Linked DNA regions of Homo sapiens: region 2 is linked to region 1. A link is a loop called in an ENCODE intact Hi-C map of the cell type or tissue named here. Cell type or tissue: CD4-positive, alpha-beta T cell. All regions are shown on one strand. Each heading gives the region's core, and the rest is flanking DNA. Links, peaks and the distances in the headings are about the cores only. Region 1 overlaps SPRED1 (sprouty related EVH1 domain containing 1). Region 2 has its middle 22 kb from the start of LINC02345.

Region 1 (10,119 bases), core at 796-8,795:
ATGATACCAGGCAAGATTCCATATTGCTTGCCAAAAGCTTCCACAAATCCAAGTTAGCTAATTCCTGGAAACAAAGATTTTAAGCTCATTTTGGCACTGGACCATTTCATCCAGCAGCTTTATGTTTCCCACCACAGCAACCACATGCCTCACCACAGCGATGGCACATTCTCAAAGGGACGTAGCAGCACATACATGGTACAATGAAAGACAAAGCTACCAGGGCTAACCATCGCAAGCAGAACTTGTCGTCGCTAGTGTCACACGAACAGGGATCAGAAAAATCTCCCTCTGAGTCTGACATACAATGATACAACATGCTCTCTGCACAGAGCATGCAACTAACTTGATATATGCATCTTTTAATAGGGTCTGGAGCATCCTGACATTTTCCCCTAACATTTTCTTCATGATTAAACCTTTCCTGGCAGTATACGCAGCGAGAACGTTCACCATCCTCTTTTCTTCGTTTTGACTTCTTAATTTTTAATGAGGAAGGCTGCGTCTTAAATACCACAGAGTCTTTGGGTGAACTTAACTTAGTCTCATCCCCACAAGAGTACAGATAGTCTGATTTTTTACTGTCTGGTTTAGAAAACTGAATACTGGAATCAGCATCATCTCTTTCCAAGTCATTTTTCCACATGTCAGGATGTCTGTAGTCTGCATAGCGACGTATTAAGATATCTCGAGGGTTTATTCTGACAATCTCATCCTCATCTTGAAAGCTGACATGTCTGATTGATTTCAAAGGGACCTAAAAAAGAAACAGATAAAAACTGCAATGAGGGCTATGATGGTTAATTTTACGTGTCACCTTGGTGGGGCCAGTGTCCAGATATTTGTTGAAATATTATTCTGGACATTTCTATGATATGTTTTTGGGATGAGATCAACATTTCAGTTGGTGGACTATGAGGAAAGCACAGTACCTTCTGTGGTATAGGCGGACCTCATAAAATCAGTTGAAGGCTTTACTAGAACTAAGACTGAGCTCCCCCTGAGCAAGAAGAAATTCTGCCAGCAGGGTGCCTTTGGACTCAGACTACAACTATTTCTTGGGTCTCCAGACAGCCTACCCTGTTTTGGATCTGTACCTCTACTATTGCATGAGCCACTTACCCACACTTGATTGAAAGACGTTATTTAGATGAGATTTGGGACTTAAGAGTTGATGCTGGAATGGGTTATGTCTTTGGGGCTGTTAGGATAAGGATGAATGTATTTTGCAAGTGAGAAGGGCATGATTTTGGGAACAAAGGACAAAATGTTATGGTCTGACTTATGTCCTCTTCAAATTCATATGCTGAAGCCCTAACCTCCAGTAATGCGACTGTATTTGGATATAGAGCCTTTTAAGAGGTGACTAAGTTAAAATGTGGCCCTTAAGAGAGACTTTAATCCAATCTGACTGTTTTCTTTATGAGGAAATTTGGACACACAGAGAAAGACACCAGGGATGTACGGGCAGAGGAAAGAGCATGTGAGGGCAAAGTGAGGAAAGACCATGTGAGGGCAGCTACCTGCAAGCCAAGAAGAAAGGCCTCAGAAGAAACCAAACCTACCAACAACCTTGATCTTGAACTTCTAAGAATTGTGAGAAAATAAATTTCTGTTGTTGAAGCTACCCAGTCTGTAATATTTTGTTGTGGGAGTCCTAGCAAATTAATACAAAGACACACATGTGTGTAGCTTGGGTACACAAAAAGTCTCTGAACAATGACGTAAAATACCCCTACTTCCACAACCCTTCTGGGAAGGTTGGTTCTTTGAGGCCAAAGAACAAAATTAAGTCTTTTGACCCCTTACATCATCCATAAATGCAGGCTTCTAAGTAGACAAATTTGTATCTTTAGCTCCAGTCCCTGGACACAGTGACTAGTCTACTACAAGTAAGCATCTGACTCAGTTTGGGGCAAACTTCTATTTCCTAGATACATGGAATTAGGGCTAAGAAAATTCTAGGTCTGAGCTAAAGGTGGGGTGACAGATACAGTTTATTTAATTAACAATATATAATTCCTTTTGGTCCTATCTAATAAATGCAGCTCTGGCAATCTTTTAGACTCAAATGAGAAGTTTGCAGAGTTTTTAACTAACAGCGTTTAAGCACATAGGCAGCAAATTTATACAATGAAAAATTTTCTAGTACAATTCAACTATATGGAGAATTAGAAAGACTGGAAAACTTTACCTATCTATTAATTAGTTAAATTCCATATCACAAGATAAACTAACATTACTTACCCTATTTTGGGACTTTAGGCTTCCACATTCCTTGGATATTTGCCGCTGTACGTATTCCATACTTCTGCTCTGAATGTCCAAGCCTGGCTGACCAAATGTTATCTAAAATACAAACAATTTCTACTTAAATGACACAAGAATTTTACTTTTAATGAAACTGTACAGTGTATGTTCCAAAACCTCATAATTTATTAGCAGTAAAGTTTTTCAAAAACGGTTTTGAGAATAAAAATAGAATCATTTCCCCCCACCTAAAACACAAACAAAAACCATAGGTCTTTTCTTACATATTTAAACTTTAACAAGTAATGAATACATAGTCAAAAAAGTACAAACAACCCAAATATTCATCAACTAATGAACGGATAAACAAAATGTAGTAAATCCATAGAGTGGAATATTATTCAACCACAAAGAGAAATAAAGTAGTTACACATGTCACAATAATGGTTGCCAGGGGCTGGGAATAGGGAAGGAGGGGCAATGACTGATAATCAGTGTGGGTTTTTTGGGAAGTGATATGGAATTTGATACTGCTGATGGCTGCACAATCTTGTGAATATAATAAAAACCACCAAATTACATACTTTTTTAAAGGATGATTTTGTGGTAGGTGAATTATATAGCAATAAAAAAATAGGAATCTTTAGTGTCCTGATACATTTACAAGTGTTTCGAATTGCAAAGCCCATTTCAGACCTAAATTATAGCTAGAATATATCAATGTTTAATTTTTAAAATTTTATGGTGAAAAATTCTAATATACATAAAAGGAGAGAATAATGTTATGAATCACCATGGGTCTATTATCTAGCTTCACTTATCATCAACATTTTGGCAATCTTGTTTACTTCTTATTTTTCCAGATAATTTTGAGCCAACTCCTACTGTTACATACTTAATAAACACTATAACCCTGAAAATAAATAGTAATACATGCAGATAGCAAAATTTTCAAATAGTATAAAAGCACATGAAGTAAAACTCTTCCTTCCATCTTAGACCTTTCAGACCCAGTTTTAAAAGTTAACTATCATAAAAAAAATTTTTTAGTGCATTCCTCCAAAAATTTTTACACACACAGACACACACACACACACACACACAGATCTTTAAAATAGGACCCTTTGTACTGTGCCCTTGGTCTCTGCATTTAATGATACAATATGGAGGCCATTCTATGTTTATAAGTAGAATCTGTAAGAATTTAGAAATTAACAAGAGGAAATAACTATGGATTAAATGGTCTGGGAAGGCATGAAAGGAAATGCGACTTGAAGTAAACACAGAATAAGCTAGATATTTGGTCAAGTGAAAAAAAGAAAAACAGAAGAACATTACACAAAAGGAAGCAGAGAGAACAATTTTTTTTCCTGATAGAACACAATGACCTCAACTAGTATATTAAATATACATTTCTAAGAACTATTCTAAAGAGTAAAAATGTCAATTTTCTCACCACTGTCTCAGAAAAAAGTCACACACACCACTTAAACACATACACACTTTGAAAACTACCTGAGTCAACAGGGTCTATGAATATTAGTTCTCTCACACAATCTCTAAGTGAAAAGACAAATAAATGGACAATATTGACCTTTTCACACTTACTAAAAACAGATGTGATAAGATACACCCCAATTAATTTCTGCTTTTTAATACCCTCAAAATTTGGTACTTTTGCTATAATCTTCAGGAAAATTTATCAGCTGAAAAAGTCATAAGAGATGCTTCTTCAAAGCTGGTCACAATTAAAATTTTAAAAGGATTCCATTTATAATAGAACAACAAAAATGGTACAAAGAAATAATCCTATAAAATATGTATTATCTTTTCACAAAGAAAATACAAAGTTTTATGTAAAGATACAGAAGAAGAGCTAAACAGAGGTATATATCATATTCACGAATAAGATGATAAATTATCCCCTAAACTAACACACACATTCAGCGCAATTCAAATATAAACCACAAAAGGATTCTTCATCAGATTTGACAAGCTGATTCTAAATATTTTAAAAGGGCAAACAGCCAAATTGAAAAAAAAAAAAAAAAAAAAAAAAGATCCAAGCGGGAAAACAAAGTTAGGCACTTTCTCTACAAATATTAAGTTATTATAGAGCTACAGCATTTCTACAGTAAAGATGACAATGTGACACTAATTTAGATTAGAGACATCAGAAACAGACTCAAACATATATAGAGAATTGATGTGTCAGATATGGTACTGCATATCAGTGCGGGGAAAGGCTCCAATAAACAGTGCGGGGACAATTAGTAACCTATGTGGAAAAAATAAAATTTGGTCCCTACCATAGAAGAGAAATCAAATTAAAGTGGATTAAAGACAAAACTTTAAAACTTTTAGATTAGGAAGAAAATCTTTAAGATGAGGATAGGGAAGAGTCTGTAAAAATAATGAGAAATGATAAATTCAACTGCATTAAAATTTATAATGTCTGCTCACCAAAACACCACAAAGAGTGAAAAATAATCACCAACTAGGAGATACTAGCCACAAATAAAACTCAGAAAGATCTGAATCCAGAATATACAGGGAAGTAACACAGAACATTTGATTACCTAGTAACAAGGCCATATGAAAGCATGCAGTTAAAATCCATTTGTAAAGGAACAATCACAGTTATTTCCGAAGTCTTTCAAATACTCAATACATATCCCCTGTAGGTGGTACACATCAATCCTAAAGTCCAATTTGTCCCAGAACCTTCTGTAGCACATCAATGTAAAAAGTCCACTCCTGAACACTCCAAAGAAACTCATGCACATGAATAGCTGCGGACAAGAAAGTTTGTACTAGCAGTATGCCTGTAACAATAAAAACCTGAAAACAACTGAAATATCCAATTGGGAGAATAAAAAGAAACAAGTTTTAGAACTATCAAGGAAAGCATGAGAATGTTAGACAAATACAATTCCAGGTAATAGTTACCTCTAGGATGAAGGCAAAGGTATAGATTGGGGGTGTTCCTTTTTTAAGTTGTTTCGTGGTTTCTCAAGTATTCAGTGAATACATTCTTTTTTATGTATTAAACATGTCATAAATCTTTGAAATATGCTGTCATATTTGTCTACAGGGAAATGAACCCGTGAAAGTAAGAGAAACTGAGTTAAAGAACTATAATGGCTTCCAGGCCTATAAGACTTTGAAACAATGTATCTATCCATCCAGAGGATTTTTTTTTTTTTTGAGACAAGGTCTCACTCTATCACCCAGGTTGGGTGCAATGGCGTACGTGGCTCACTGTGGCCTGGACCTCCCTGGCTCAAGCAATTCTCAGGCTTTAGACTCCTGAGTAGCTGAGACTACAGGCGCGTACCACCATGATATATGAGATGGAATCTTGCTATGTTGCCCAGGTGGTCTCAAATGCCTAGTCTCAAGTGATCCTTCTACCTCGACCTCCCATAGTGCTGGGACTGCAAGTGTGAGCAACCATGCCTGACCTCAAAAGATTTACTAGCTCTTCAAAGCATTAAAAAACGAGTCAAAGACAAATACTGGCAATGCCTATTTAAGCATTACTAAGGGAACATAAACTAGCGTAGTTGACAATTCCTTATGGGTCCCATCTCTGCAGATCTAGTGAACATATGCACTATCGGCCTTTTGTTTTAGACTATCTTTTCAAGGACGTCTGTACAGTGAAACCCTTGAAAGACACAGTGTTTCCCCTTTGGAGACAGGCTTGTTTAGTGTCCAGTATAACAAAGACAGTATCTCCTTCCTCAGCAAGTAAGGCAGGCTACTGAAGTGCACTAAAAGTCATTACAAAAGACTTGACTTCCCTAAGTTCAGGGTTCCAATGCTGGGATGCAAACCCACCGAGTGGACAACATATTCCTGAGCATCATTCCCATGGGATTTGGAGGAGCAAGGGAAACCAACACAAACATGAAGCTCATGCTACTATTGTACTGTGAATAATAATAAAGTCCTTTGTCTGACCCAGCAGCCATGTCTTCAGCAGGATTCACAAAACTAGTACGTTAACTTGCTAGCTTAATCTTTATAGTTCATCAAGGCAGTTGTCTAGTCCTTTTGGCAAGGTTGTTCCTCTGTTGTAGAAAAGGATCCATCAACTTACCCCAGTTGAATGCAATTAAACATTCAAAAGACATAGTTATTTTGTCGAGCATTTACACTCACCAAGTTAGCTTTTAGTGATGATCTCATAAAGACCTATTTTAGGTAGAGAATGTGTTAATCAGGCTACTGCAAGTAACTACAGTCCTCATGATGGTTGAAATAAAATTTTATGTTCTGATTTTCACATATCATTTTCTTAAACTCAATTATTTGAATCTCTGAAGACGACTTTAGTCCTAGTATCCTAAGAAAATAAGGTGTCTGGTCTGCAAGCTGAGGGCCAGATTCTCTACCATGGAAAAACTCATCCTGTGAGGCCTTCTTGGTCACATACAAATGGAAAACTGCTACACTATCCTAACAGCAGTGTGCTGAATGGAACTGTGTTTTATTCCTATTAAGAAACTTCTACAATATTTCTTTACTGTATGTATAGCTACAGTCTACTGCAGCTTTAAAAGAGTAAACCATTCCATTCTAATTCCTGTTAAATTGAGAAGTTCACCAATTATAACACCAGCAAATGTATAAACATCTAGTTATGCAATTCATATAATATAACCCTTGTTTCTCTAAGTCACATCAATCTTGGAGATAAGAAATTATCAATTACAAGGAATTACTTACGAGTATTATTGTTCTATTTAACATTTTTCCTAAGTGCTTTATATACAACATTAATTATTTAATATTCATAACAACTCTAGGAGGTAGATACCGATATTATTCCAATTTACAGATGAGGATACTAAGCTACAAAGAACCTAAGTAGCTTGCCCAAGGCCACACAGCTAGTAAGTAAAGAAGTTGGAATTCAGACCCAAACAGAATAGCTCTAGAGGCCATGTCATAATCCCAAAGCTAAGAGCTGTCTGCCAAATGTTGTTCACTTCTCTCTCTTGCAGTTATTCAGCACTTTTTGTACTTTCTACCTGATGACTACATTCTTCAACCACCCCATCATAACCGCCATCACTATTTTGGGAGAAGAGTTCAGTTCTTTTTCCCCATCAATCAAAAGAAGACCTTTAAATTTACAGTTCTTTCAGCCAAAGAAGGTAGGCCAAATAAATTCCCAGGGCCTGCGATGAGGAATACTGGTATATCATAACATCCCTGTGTTACATTCACCGTGTTTTCTTTCCCTGCTCAACTGTATGAATCAGTGACTTAGTTCAGGATATGCATACTTCCACTCTCTCCTATGTTGAGATGAGTTCTTCTGCCCGCCACTCAATATGTGGGAAAACATTTTGTACTTAAAACTGTTAAACTGAGTATCTCCAGATTCAAATGTCTCACAGGATGCCTGGAAGTTTATAAGCAAGTATGACTCCTGGTGGGTTCCTTTTAATATCTCAAAATCTCTAGCGAAAATATGCAGATTGCTTTTAGCCTTTATTGTTGCAATTATTTTGCTCAAAGTAAAACTGGCTTTCAATTTTTTCCTTCTTGTACCAATATCTTAATTTTTCTTTAATTTTTTATAAAATTTCATAATAAATTTGGATAACATACATAAACTACAGATAATTTTTAATCACTAAAATTAGGTAGTTTGCCAGTTTGTTGAGAGGATTAAAATGAGTTATATAAGTAAAGCACTTAAAACAGTATCTAGCACATAATAGGTACCAGCTATGATAAACATTAATAATAATGATTAGTGAAAAATAAAGCTATAGGGAGCCTGGGAGACTTACCTGGAGCCTTGTACAATCTGTGTCTACCTTGAGTAATTCAAACTGTATTTGCTATGGTATGAGAGTTGCTGGAAGAAAAGCTCCCAGATGATCTAGAAGTTTTTTTGTTCTCTCTCTACTCACTTTTAAGACTTTAGGACAAGAATAGTAGGGCCCACAATGCCGAATTAATCAAGTTTCAATTTCGTTAACTTTCTGTCTCAATAGCAAATCTGTAACTCTACCTAAACTTCACTTCCACCTTGGAAAATGAAGTAATTTTATCTTTTCTCATGCAATTCTCCTGTCTTTACAGTCTCCGTTGTGCCTTTCTCTATCAATTTTTTTCTCTGTCCTGAATCTTTTAATTTCTCCACTTTCTTCATCTTATGACCATATTCATTTCTTGACCCTGCACCCCTCTAACTCCATCTATTTGTTAAGGAAGGCTTTTGTAGTCAAGCTTCTAGAGAAGTGGCTAGCAAACATCATCTTTGTTTCCTCTCCAGTCATGCACACCTCTTAATCCCACTGAAACTGTGGTACGGTTATCAATTACCTTTATAGAGATGAATTTGAATTTTATTGGGGCATTTATGTCGTAAAATATTAACTACTCCATCATTTCCTTTCCTTACTCCATCACTGTCCTCCCTGGGCTTCTGAGACATCCTTTTCTGGGTTCTCCTAATGTGACCGCTCTTTCTTAACTCACTGTCTCAATATGTAGTGATTCCCTACCGCTAATAGTTTTAAAATAGAACATATATAGTCTTCCAAAATAATTCTAACTGTCCTCATAGTTTCAATTTTCATTCTCTGATAATGATTTCCAAAATTTATCTCCAGTCTTTAACTCTCCCTGAGCTTCAAACAATATTTAAAGAGCTACTGGTTGAAAATTTCTAAATCTGTTCAAAGACATCAAGTCACAGATTCCAGAAGCTTTATACAACCAAAACAAAATACATAACCTAATACATAGGTATAGCATAATAAAACATCTGAAAACAATAAAGATATTATTTCTTAATAGGAAGGGTAGAAACTTCTTCTCAATGGTATTACATCTTTTAAATTGATGAAAGAAAATAAATTATAACAGAATTCAATGAAAAGCAAAACATCCTTCAAAAATGAAGGAAATAAAAGATTTTTTTCAGATAAATGAAAACTGAGGTTCAGCAAGCACCAATAAACAGCAAATGATCCTAGATGGAAGTATAATACATAAGGTATTGAAGAATGTCAAAAGTCATAAAAAGGTGAATAAACCTAAATGAATGCTAACTGTTTAAAATAGTATTTTTGCAAGGTTTTAAATTTTATAAAGTTTGTAATGACAGTTACATAAAAGGTAAAAGGGAGGTAAACTGAGTTAAGATACTGTAGATATGTGCATTACCCTGAAAATGTAAAACATTAATACAGGATAGATTTTAAGGATGCAAGATACATTTGTAATCTCTAGGATAACCACTAAAAATACTTAACAGCTGTATTACTAATTAGCTAATAAAGGGATAAGAATCAAGTAGTTAAATATATTTGAATAAGCAAAGTGAAGGAAAAAAAACACAGCAAATGGGGCAAATAAAAAATGAATAAAATGGTAGATTTATATCAATAATTGTGCTAAAAGTAAATGAACAAAATACTCCAATTAAAAGACAAAGACACCCTGGGGGAAAAAAAAAAAAAAACCCAAACCCAACTATATATGGTTTAAAAGAGAGGTCTGAAATGTTGGAAGGAAAAAAGAAAAAAACCTATTGTGAAAGCGCTAACCAGAAGAAAACTGAAGTAATCAGATATCAAAAAAGTATTTTTAGGCAAGAAGTATTACCAGAGATAAAAGAGGATATCTCATAATGACAAAAGGATCAGTTCAACAAAAAAGGCTGCTATACCCAACTACTAAAAATGTGCATTCTTTTTTAATGCACATAAAACACTGACCATATATGCTGGGCCATCAACCAAGTTCCAACAAATATCAAAAAAATGAAGTCATACATGAAATCATCTTTATTTGTAACATCAAAGAGAAAACCAGAAAACCCCAAATATTTAGAAATGA
Region 2 (10,119 bases), core at 1,081-9,080, 330 kb after region 1:
TAAAATGCCTGCAACTTCATCCCAGTCCTCTTAGAATGTTTACCTTTAAAACATTCTTGGATCTCTGATCAGCATGTAAGAGGTCAAACTACTCTGAGGTTGCTATGCTAAAAAGATCATATAAGAAAACATATTGAGAGGTCTGAAGACTAACAAAGAGAGAGATGTCTGGCCAGCTCTACCTGTTAGAGCCCCCAGGGCTCATATGGAGCAGAGACTAGTCATCCCTGCTAAGATTGCAGATTCAGGAGTGAAATATTCTTGTATTTTAAGCTACTATGTTGTGAGGTGGTTTATCACTAACTGACAATATATATGTCTGCTTCTGGACTCTATTTTGTATCATGATCAATTTGTCTATTTTTGTTACTGTGCCACACTGCTTCGATTACTGTTGTAAAGCTTGAGATGTAAAAATTTTGTTTCCCAAATTTTTCTTATTCTTTTTGCACATTACATTTCCAGATGATCTTTAGACTCAAGTTTCAAAGAGCATCAACTAAAGCCACTGGGATTTTTATTGGGATTGCATGGAACTTATACAGTAATTTAAAATGAATTGGTTATTTTATACAATTGAGTGTTTTCAAGAGGAAATAGAATAATTATATTATTCAAATCTATTTGTATCTAATATAGTTTCATACTTTCTTTATATTGATTTTATATATTATTTGTTGTTTATTTCTAAAATATCATAGTTATTTTATTAAAGATTTTAAAAGGGCAGTTTTACATTTACAACAAAATTGAGAGGAAGGTATAGAGATTTCCCATATACCCCTGCCTCCACATATGCATAACCTCCCCCATTATCAACATCTCCCACCAAAGTGGTACATTTGTTACAATTGATGAACTACATTGACACATCATTATCACCCAAACCCCATAAAACTATGGATTTACATTAGGGTTCACTCTTGGTGTTGTACATTCTGTGGGTCTGGACAAATGTATAATGACATGTAGCCACCACTATAGTATCATATAGAGTATTTTCAGTGCCCTAAAAATCCTCTGTGCTCTGCCTAGTCCTCTCTTCTCCCCGTCAAACCCCTGGCAACTACTGAGATTTTTTTAACTTTTCCATAGTTTTATATTTTCCAGAATGTCATGTAGTTGGAATAATATCATATATAGCCTTTTCAAATTGGCTCCTTTCACTTAGTGATATACATTTAGGTTTCCTCCATGTCTTTTCTTGGCTTGCATTTCTTCTTTGCACTGAATAATATTCCACTGTCTGGATGTGCCAGAGTTTATCCATTTACCTACTGAAAGCCATCTTGGTTGCTTCCAAATTTTGGTAATTAAAAATAAATTCGTGTGCAGGTTTTTGTGTGGACATCGTTTTCAGCTCCTTTGGGTAAATACTAAGAAATACGACTGCTGAATGGTATGATAAGCGTATGATTAGTTTTGTAAGAAACTGGCCGGGTGTGATGGCTCACGCCTGTAATCCCAGCACTTTGGGAGGCCAACACGGGTAGATCATGAGGTCAGGAGATCGAGACCATCCTGGCCAACATGGTGAAACCCTATCTCTACTAAAAATACAAAAAAATTAGCTGGACTTGGTGGCGCTTGCCTGTAGTCCCAGCTACTCAGGAGGCTGAGGCAGGAGAATTGCTTGAACCCAGGAGGTGGAGGTTGCAGTGAGCTGAGATCGGGCCGCTGCACTCCAGCCTGGTGACAGGGTGAGACTCCATCTCAAAAAAAAAAAAAAAAGAAACTGTCGAACTACCTTCCAAAGATGTTATAGTTTTTTGCTACATTGAATTAAAAAAATTAAAAAGTTAATATTGTATATTTTAATTGAGTAATCTGTAATAAAACACGACTGATTTTTAAATTTTATCTTTTTAGATTTTTATATTGATAAGCATTTGGATATTTCAAGTGGTTCTTGTGGGGAACACTGCTATTGTCAATCAAAACCTAGTCTCCCTTTCCTTCTGGACAAATAGCTAAAACTTATTACTAAACACCCTGACTGTTAGCTCTGGCCATGTGACCAAGTCCAATAATAGATTATGAATACAAGCAATGGGGGTCACTTCTAAAAAAATCCCCCCACATGCACCCTTCTATGCATGTGATATTAAGTCCCCAGGGAATAGTGGAGCCACAAGGTGGAAATATGCTGAGTTTCTGAGTTACATCATGGAGAGCTGCACGCAGACCTGGAGCACTTTATCTAAATGAAAATAAGCTTCTTTTTAAGCAACTGGAAACTTAGTGCTCATTTGTTATAGTGGTTTAGCCTACCTTAATTAATGCTTTGGATTTTCTAGGAAGGATGATCATATCATCTGCAAACAGACATATTTTCCATTTATTATGATTTCTAAAACAAAGCTGAGTCAGGGATCTTAGTCTGTCCTTATTTTAATAGTAATGTCCCATTAAAAAGTGCTGTACTGGTAACTGCTTAGTTGCTTTGGGTTTCTGACAAGTAGGAAGTATCCATTGTTTTTTGTTTACTAATACATTTTTAAATACCCGGAATGCAAATTTGTCCAACACATTTTTGTTATCCACCTAAATAACCATGCATTTTGTATTTTTTAATCTAGTAAACAACATGAATACATTAACAGATTTCCTATTGCTGATCCATCCACAGTTTCCTGAAACCAACCTTACTAAATTAAACCAACAAAGTTTACCTAAAATTTTATTTCTCTTAAACCAAAAAGCAATACTATGATTATTTTTGTTTCTTCAGAATTTACTAGTTAACTTATTTTTATTTATTTATTTTTATTTAAAATTTCCCCCAGCTTTATTGAGGTATAATTGACAAATAAAATTATATATATTTAAGATGTTTAATGTGATGCTTTGATACACATATAAATTGTGCAATGATTACCATAATTAAGCTAATTAGCATATTCATCACCAAATTATTTTGAATTTGCTTGGCTTATTACGTATCCATTGCTATCTTTTGCAAGTCCAGGTGTCTGTAGTGGTCTCAATCACTGCCCTTTTTCCCACCTTACCTCTTATCTCCCCTTGGGTGGTACCAAGTGCTTCTGAGTTGCAGATAACTTCAGCCGGCTTGCTTCTTTTCAGGACTGGCTTCTATGTGCAGTTACATTGTACCTTTCTCTTCTTTCCCAAGTCAGTAACCATACTTCCATATATTTTCTTCCAAGGGTTCATTGAATTTTTCTCTATGAAGTTATTTCTTTCCTCCCCTCACCCTATTCTTTTACCTCACAGTTTTTCCCTTTTAAAATACATCCTGTGTTTTGATTGAAATTTAGAAAGACGAGAACAATTTATTATTTAAAACTGAAGCTCTCAAGACCAGACTGGGCAACACAGGGAGACTCCATCTCTACAGAAAATACAAAAAAAATGAAAAAAATATATTAGCCAAGTATGGTGGTGCATCTGTAGTCCTACCTACTCCAGAGGCTGAGGTGGGAGGATCACTTGATCCCAGGAGTTTGAGGCTGCAGTGAGTTATGATTGTGTCACTGCACTCCAGACTGGGTGACAGAGCAAGGTCCTGTCTCTAAAAAAAAATTTTTTTAATTACATTTAATTTATCAAAAAAAAAAACCTCTGATGCTGTACATGTCATTATACATTTGTCCAAGTCCATAGAACCACAGCTGGGCATGGTGGCTCAAACCTGTAATGCTAGTGCTTTGGGAGACAGAGGCTAGAGGATTGCTTGAAGCCAGGGATACAGGACCAGTTTAGGTAACAAGGCAAGACCCCGTCTCTATGAAATTAAAAAAAAAAAAAAATTAGCCAGACATAGTGGCACTGCCTGTAGTCCCAGCTACTCAGGAGGGTGAGGTGAGAGGACCACTTGAGTCCAGGAATTTGAGGCTGCAGTGAGCTATGATTTTACCACTGCACTCCAGCCTGAGTGACAGAGTGAGACCCTGTGTCTTAAGAAAATAGTGAACTCTAGTATAATGTACCACTCTAGTGGGGGATGCTGACAGTGGGGGAGGTTGTGAATGTGAACGGGTAGGAGGAATATGTGACTTCTCTGTACTTTCAACTCAATTTTGTTACAAACCTAAACCTGTTCTAAAATGTAAAGTCTATTTACAAAAAAAAGGAAAATTGAAACTTCTGATAAACTGACCTATATTTTCCTTAGAAGAATTAACCAGAATTTGTATTATCCCATCCATGCAAAATAAATATTCTAGTTAGCTTTTACTTCCCTTTTCCTTGTTACTTGAGATTGAAATTACTAAGAATTTTAGTTCCAGATTGCTTCAGTTTTAGAAATATTATTAACTTCTATTTTAGTCATCTTTTTCCTAACAGTGCCATTAAGTTTCACAACATTATCTGCAATCATTTTGACTCAAGGATTTTACTGATTTCTTTGCCCACTACTATTTTATTGGTTTAGTTTCACATCTTCCTCTTTCTTGAATTCTTCACTATGATTTATTTTTCATTTTACAGAAGTCATTCTGGGGGCTCTTTTATTTCTCTCTCAGAATATATGGGTGGTATACTATCTGAGTCATTGCATATCTGAAAATATTCTTTACCTCCATACTTAGTGATAATTTTGATTGCATATTGAATTTAAGGTTTAAACTACTTTTCCACATAACTTCATAAACAGAGCTCCATTGTCTTTTAACATCTAGTGTTGTATGTAAGAAGTTCCATGCCCATCTAATTTTCATTTCTTATGCATAAATTGTTGTGTTTCTCTGGAAAATTAAAATATTTTAATTTTAATCCTGGATTTTGAAATCTGTATGTAAAAAAAAAAATAACATTACTGCTCTTCACTTACTGAACCCTTTTAATCTGAAGATAGAAAACTTTAGATCAGGGAAATTTTCTTTATTATTTCTTTGATTATTGCTTTCATTCATTTTCTCTATTTTTTTCGTTCTTCATCTCCTGTTACTATATGTGGAATTTTTTAGACCTATCTTCCATATCATTTATCTTTAATCATTTACATCTCTTTTTTTTGCCAGTTGGGTAGAATTCTATTACTTGTTTTTACAGGCCAACAATTTTTATTAATCTATTTTCATTCTACTATTTTGCCTCCCACTGAAATTTTACTTTTAAAGTCATGTTTTTAATTTCTAGAGTGCACTTGTTCTCCAATGGCTTTCTTTTTTGAAACCAGATTTCTTCATTTTACTAATTAATGGCCACTTAACTCTCTCTGAGGACAATAATTTTAAAAATTTCTTAAAGTTGTCTCCTATTTCTTGCTTTAACGCTCTTTACTTAGAGTTAAGTCTTCAGCTTAGTTATGTTGGTGCCCTTCTCTTAGCCTGTTGACTTTCTTCTTTGTTGTCTATTACTGTTTACCAGTAAAGGCTTGCCTTGATTAACGATGGTATCAAGTGTGGGTTTCTTCAGAATTTGTGAATGTCACTGATACACAGCCCTAAGCAGGTGTATTAGTCCATTTTCGCACTGCTATAAAAAACTACCTGAGACTGGGTGACTTATGAAGAAAAGAGGTTTGACTTATAGTTCTGCATGGCTGGGGAGGCCTCATGAAACTTACAGTTGTGGCAAAAGGCAAAGGGGAAGCAAGGCACATCTTCCCATGGCAGAGCAAGAGAGAGAGAGAGTGAAGGGGGAAGTGCCACACGCTTTCAAACAACCAGATCTCATGAGAGCTCGCTCACGATCACAAGAACAGCAAGGGGGAAGTCCACTCTCATGATTCAATCACCTCTCGCCAGGCCCTGCCCCCAACATACAGGGACTACAATTGGAGATAAGACTTGGGTGGGGACACAGAGACAAATCATATCTGCAGGCCTCCTTGCTTTTCAGATGACTGCCTGCGGTGCCCTCTGAGTACCCTTACTCAGATGCAGTGAGTAGGTGGGCACTTCTAAAAGCTGTGTTTTCTTCTAGGATGTTTTAATGGTAAGCAGACTGACAGAATAGGAGCCCCTCAACTGAGGAAGCAGGAACTTCTTATGATGAAGACAATGCTTTAAAAGCCTTTCCTGTACCACTGAGTGCTTTTTTCCTTTTCCTTTTCTTCCATTATACCGATCTAAATTTGAACAAGGCACAGCCATTTCTCTGGCTCCTCTCCGGCAGGCAGGTTACCATTTTTGTTAGGGAGTTGCTTTGCACAGAGCAGGATTCTGGCCCAGCTCCTGCCATATTTCTAAGACCCCACGCACTCCCATGCTTCCATGACCCACTCCTGCTTCTCGGAGATTTAAACTTTTCTGAACTCCGTTAGGAAACCAAACTATGCACTCCTCCATCACCCCTCCTTCTTTACTAGTATTAGGAGGCAGAAGTTTTGGCAATTAACTTATAAATTAATTTGATTCTATATGCTTTTATAATATCCAGAAATTCCTTAAGTTTCTGGTCATTTGCAGAAGGTTTCATTGCTTTCACAGGTGCTGTATATTTATTAGTATTTTTTTATGTCAGTGAAATTTTAGTGGAAGCAATGCAAAGAAAAAAACTTGAACTCAGTCCACTATCTTCAGTGGAAGACCCCTGGCCATATAAATACAGCCGTATCCTCTCTCTCTCTGTCTCTCATTCTGTGTCTCTCTTTCTTGCACTCTGTCTTTGTGATCCAGTGTTCATAATCTGTTCTTTAGAGGTTTAAATAGTTGGAAAAAAAAAAGCCTAGGTCAGGGTGTCTAACCCCTATGGTATGACAACAACAGCAACAACAAACTTTATTCTTTTCTCCTACTAGTAGTTATGGGTGTGAATAAACCCAGATAAACTTTTTGACAGTGTTAAGGCAAGCGGCAGAGGACACAGTGGTCAGAAAGGGAGGATTATAGGGTGATATTTCCAAAAATTTAAAGCAGGAGCATTCCATAATTTCCATTATAACTTAGGCCTTATTATATACCTTTCCTTTGTGCTTGGGGACTAGACTTTGCCCAGGCTGAAAGTATAACTGACCACTGCTCATTTCTGCGGCTCTGGAAGTTACCGTAGGTGCTTGATCCTGAGATGGCTCATGTATTCACTGGTGTTTGAGCAGAGATTGAACTCCTTTGCCATTTAGTCTTGCACCAAATCAGCACCCCTCAAATCATCCATCTTTTAGGACCACTGGATTATCTGTCTTAGGCTGGTTAATTTACTTTCAAGTTACCTTGGGAGTTCATGAGGAGTCCCCATTGCCCACAGAGCCTGATACAGTGGCTACACTGACAGGTTTTCGATTGCTCATAAGTGGCACAAATATTCTTGCTGGTCTTAATCTTCACTTTTCACTGTTATTGGCAATGGGCTAATATAAATTCCTTTTTCATTTCTTCATAATCCCATTAAAAAATAGACTTTATTTTTTAGAGCAGTTTTAGGTTCACAGCAACATTGAGCAGAAGGTGCAGAGATTTCCCATATAGCCCCTGCCTCCATACACACATAGCCTCCCCCATTATCAACACCCCCCACCATAGGGGTGCATTTGTTACAACTGATGAACCTACATTGACGTCCCAGTATCATCCGAAGTCCGTAGTTTACATTTGGGTTAACCCTTGGTGTTGTACATTCTGTGGGTTTGGATGGATATATAAAATGACACACATCTACTGTTACAGTATCATGCAGAATAATTTCACTGCCCTAAAAATCCTCTATGCTCTGCATATTCATCCCTTCCTTCCCCCAACCCTGGGCAGCCACTGATGCTTTTACTTTCTTCATAGTTTTGCTTTTTCTAGAATGTCATATAGTTGAAATCATATAGTAAAAAGCCTTTTCAGTTGGGCTTCTTTCACTTGGTAATATATGTTGAAGATTCCTCCATCTCTTTTTATGACTTGATAGCTCATTTATTTTTATCACTGAATAATAAATAGTCCATTGTCTGGATGTACCATAGTTTATTTATACATTTACCTACTGAACGCCATCTTGGTTGCTTCCAAGCTTTGACTGTTAAGAATAATGCTGTGACAAACATCTTTGTGAAAACACCTTTTGTGTGGACATAAGTGTTCAAATTTTTGGGTAAATACCAAAGAATATGATTTATAGATTTTATGATTAGGGTATGTTTAGTTTTGTAAGAAACTGCCAAAGCATATTCCAGAATGGCTGTACCATTCTGCATTCCCACCAGCAATGAATACAGTTCCTGTTGTTCCACATCTTTTAGCACTTGGTGTTGTCAGTGTTTTGAGTTTTGGCAATTTTAATGGTATTAATTTAATATCATTAAATGGTGGTTAGTGGGTATTCGTATCTTATTGTTTCCTAGTTGCATTTGACTTTCTGTCCTCTAATTGGAAAGTTCCTGTGATGGTTAATACTGTCAACTTGATTGGATTGAAGGATGCAAAGCATTGATCCTGGGTGTGTCTATGAGGGTGTTGCCAAAAGAGATTAACATTTGAGTCAGTGAGCTTCGGAAGGCAGATCCACCCTTAATCTGGTGGACACAATTGAATCAGCTGCCAGCAAATATAAAGCAGGCAGAAAAACATGAAAAGGAGAGATAGGCCTAGCCTCGCAGTCTACATCTTTCTCATACTGGATGCTTCCTGTCCTCTAACATCGGACTCCAAGTTCTTTAGTTTTGGGACTTGGACTGGCTCTCCTTGCTCCTCAGCTTGCAGATGGCCTATTGTGGGACCTTATGATTGTGTAAGTTAATACTTCATAAACTCATATATATATATATATATATATATATATATATATATATATATATAATCTTTCTCCTATTAGTTCTGTTCCTCTAAGAGAACCTTGACTAATACAGTGTCTTTTCCTTTAGGATCTTTAAGTGACTTAGAATTAATTATGCATTCAACTTTCTCTACTGCCATATACTGAGAGGCAGAAGGAGAGTACAGGGAACATAGAAAGAAAGGGAAACACATTAAACAATTTTAGTCTTGTGGGGTAGAACTTGCGGGGGTAGAACATGTGTGCACACACGCACTGAATGCCATTTTCACCTCTCTCTATCAATTCAGAAATCCCTCTAACTCTTGGAAGACAATTGAAGTAGCTACAGAGAGATTGGTATACCTAATGGTTTGCAGGAAGCTTATGTCATTAGTTCTAGCAAATTCATAAGCTAAAGTATTTCTATTTTATTTTTGAAGAAATTAGAAGGAGGGTTAAAGTTGAGGAAACAAAATTTTCTTGAAATTAAGAATGGGGAGCTGAAGGGAAATCAAGTGTTTGTAATCGATCGTATCTTGGTGTCTTGAAAGCCAGGGTCAGAGCAGGGAGGTTTTGAAATTCTTTTAAATGACAAAATGTACACGAAGCAAAACTAGGTAATATCCAAGAGACTTTAATTTTAGGAAGGAGTATATGATAGAAAGAATAATGGCCTCCCAAAGATATCTATGCCTTAGTATCCAGAACCTATGAATATATTACCTTACATGGCAAAAAAATATTTTGCAGGTATGATTAAATTAACTATCTTGAGGTGAGGGAATTATTCTAGATGATCCTCATGGACCCAATGTAATTGCAACAGTCCTTAGAGGGAGGCAAAATGAACAAAGTCAGATAATGTGAGGACAGAAGCAGGGGTCAGAGAGCAGAGAAGATGATACACTGCTAGCTTTGGAGATGAAAGAAGGAGTCATGAGCCAAGAAATGCAGTTCACCTTTAGAAGCTAAAAATAGAAACAGATTCTTCCCTAGAGCCTGCAGAAGGAATGCAGCCCAGCAGACCCATTTTTGATTTCTGACCTCCAGAGCTGTAGGAAAATAAATTTGTATATAGTTTTAAGTCACTAAATTTATGATAATTTGCTATAGTAACAGTATAAATTGAATCCAGATTATCTTAGTGATTGGTATCAGGAAAAATAAAATAGAAAAAATTATTTGCTATTTTAAATTATCACATGTTGAAGTAATAGAGTGGCTCATTGGGTCTATCAAACTCAAAATGTTCCATAGACTGGATTAAGAAAAGTGAAGCAATACTAAGGTGACATGCAGGGAATCATCTGTTTAAGAAGTCCCTAGGTGTTAGCACATTAGCAGAGCTGAGATTAGAGCTCCTATCACATCACTGATGACAAGAGTGTGGCTGTTATTGAATTACTGTCTCTCAGCTCCAAATCCACCCTTTAATGTTGTGCTTGATAGCCAAGATGGATCTCGTAAGCA

The links. Peaks named below come from ENCODE experiments on the same cell type or tissue, not always from the same donor. Only the 100,000 strongest peaks of a DNase experiment are listed, where the experiment ranks them.
Region 2: a loop joins it to region 1, with 5 times the contacts of the local background. A loop is called at or near these places in 48 of 110 quality-filtered maps.

Annotation. Positions count from the first base shown.
Region 1 is chr15:38,341,652-38,351,770 of GRCh38, reverse strand. It overlaps SPRED1 (sprouty related EVH1 domain containing 1), which reads right to left. Exons shown (of 7, transcript NM_152594.3): 6 at 2,248-2,349; 7 at 1-757. The coding sequence ends at 107. Among named protein-coding and RNA genes, the nearest start is that of SPRED1, 94 kb to the right of the region's middle. In CD4-positive, alpha-beta T cell, for the core only: no CTCF peak of the experiment used is centred there; no DNase peak of the experiment used is centred there.
Region 2 is chr15:38,013,425-38,023,543 of GRCh38, reverse strand. It overlaps a transcript of TMCO5A not described here. Among named protein-coding and RNA genes, the nearest start is that of LINC02345, 22 kb to the left of the region's middle. In CD4-positive, alpha-beta T cell, for the core only: no CTCF peak of the experiment used is centred there; a DNase peak (open chromatin) is centred at 5,633.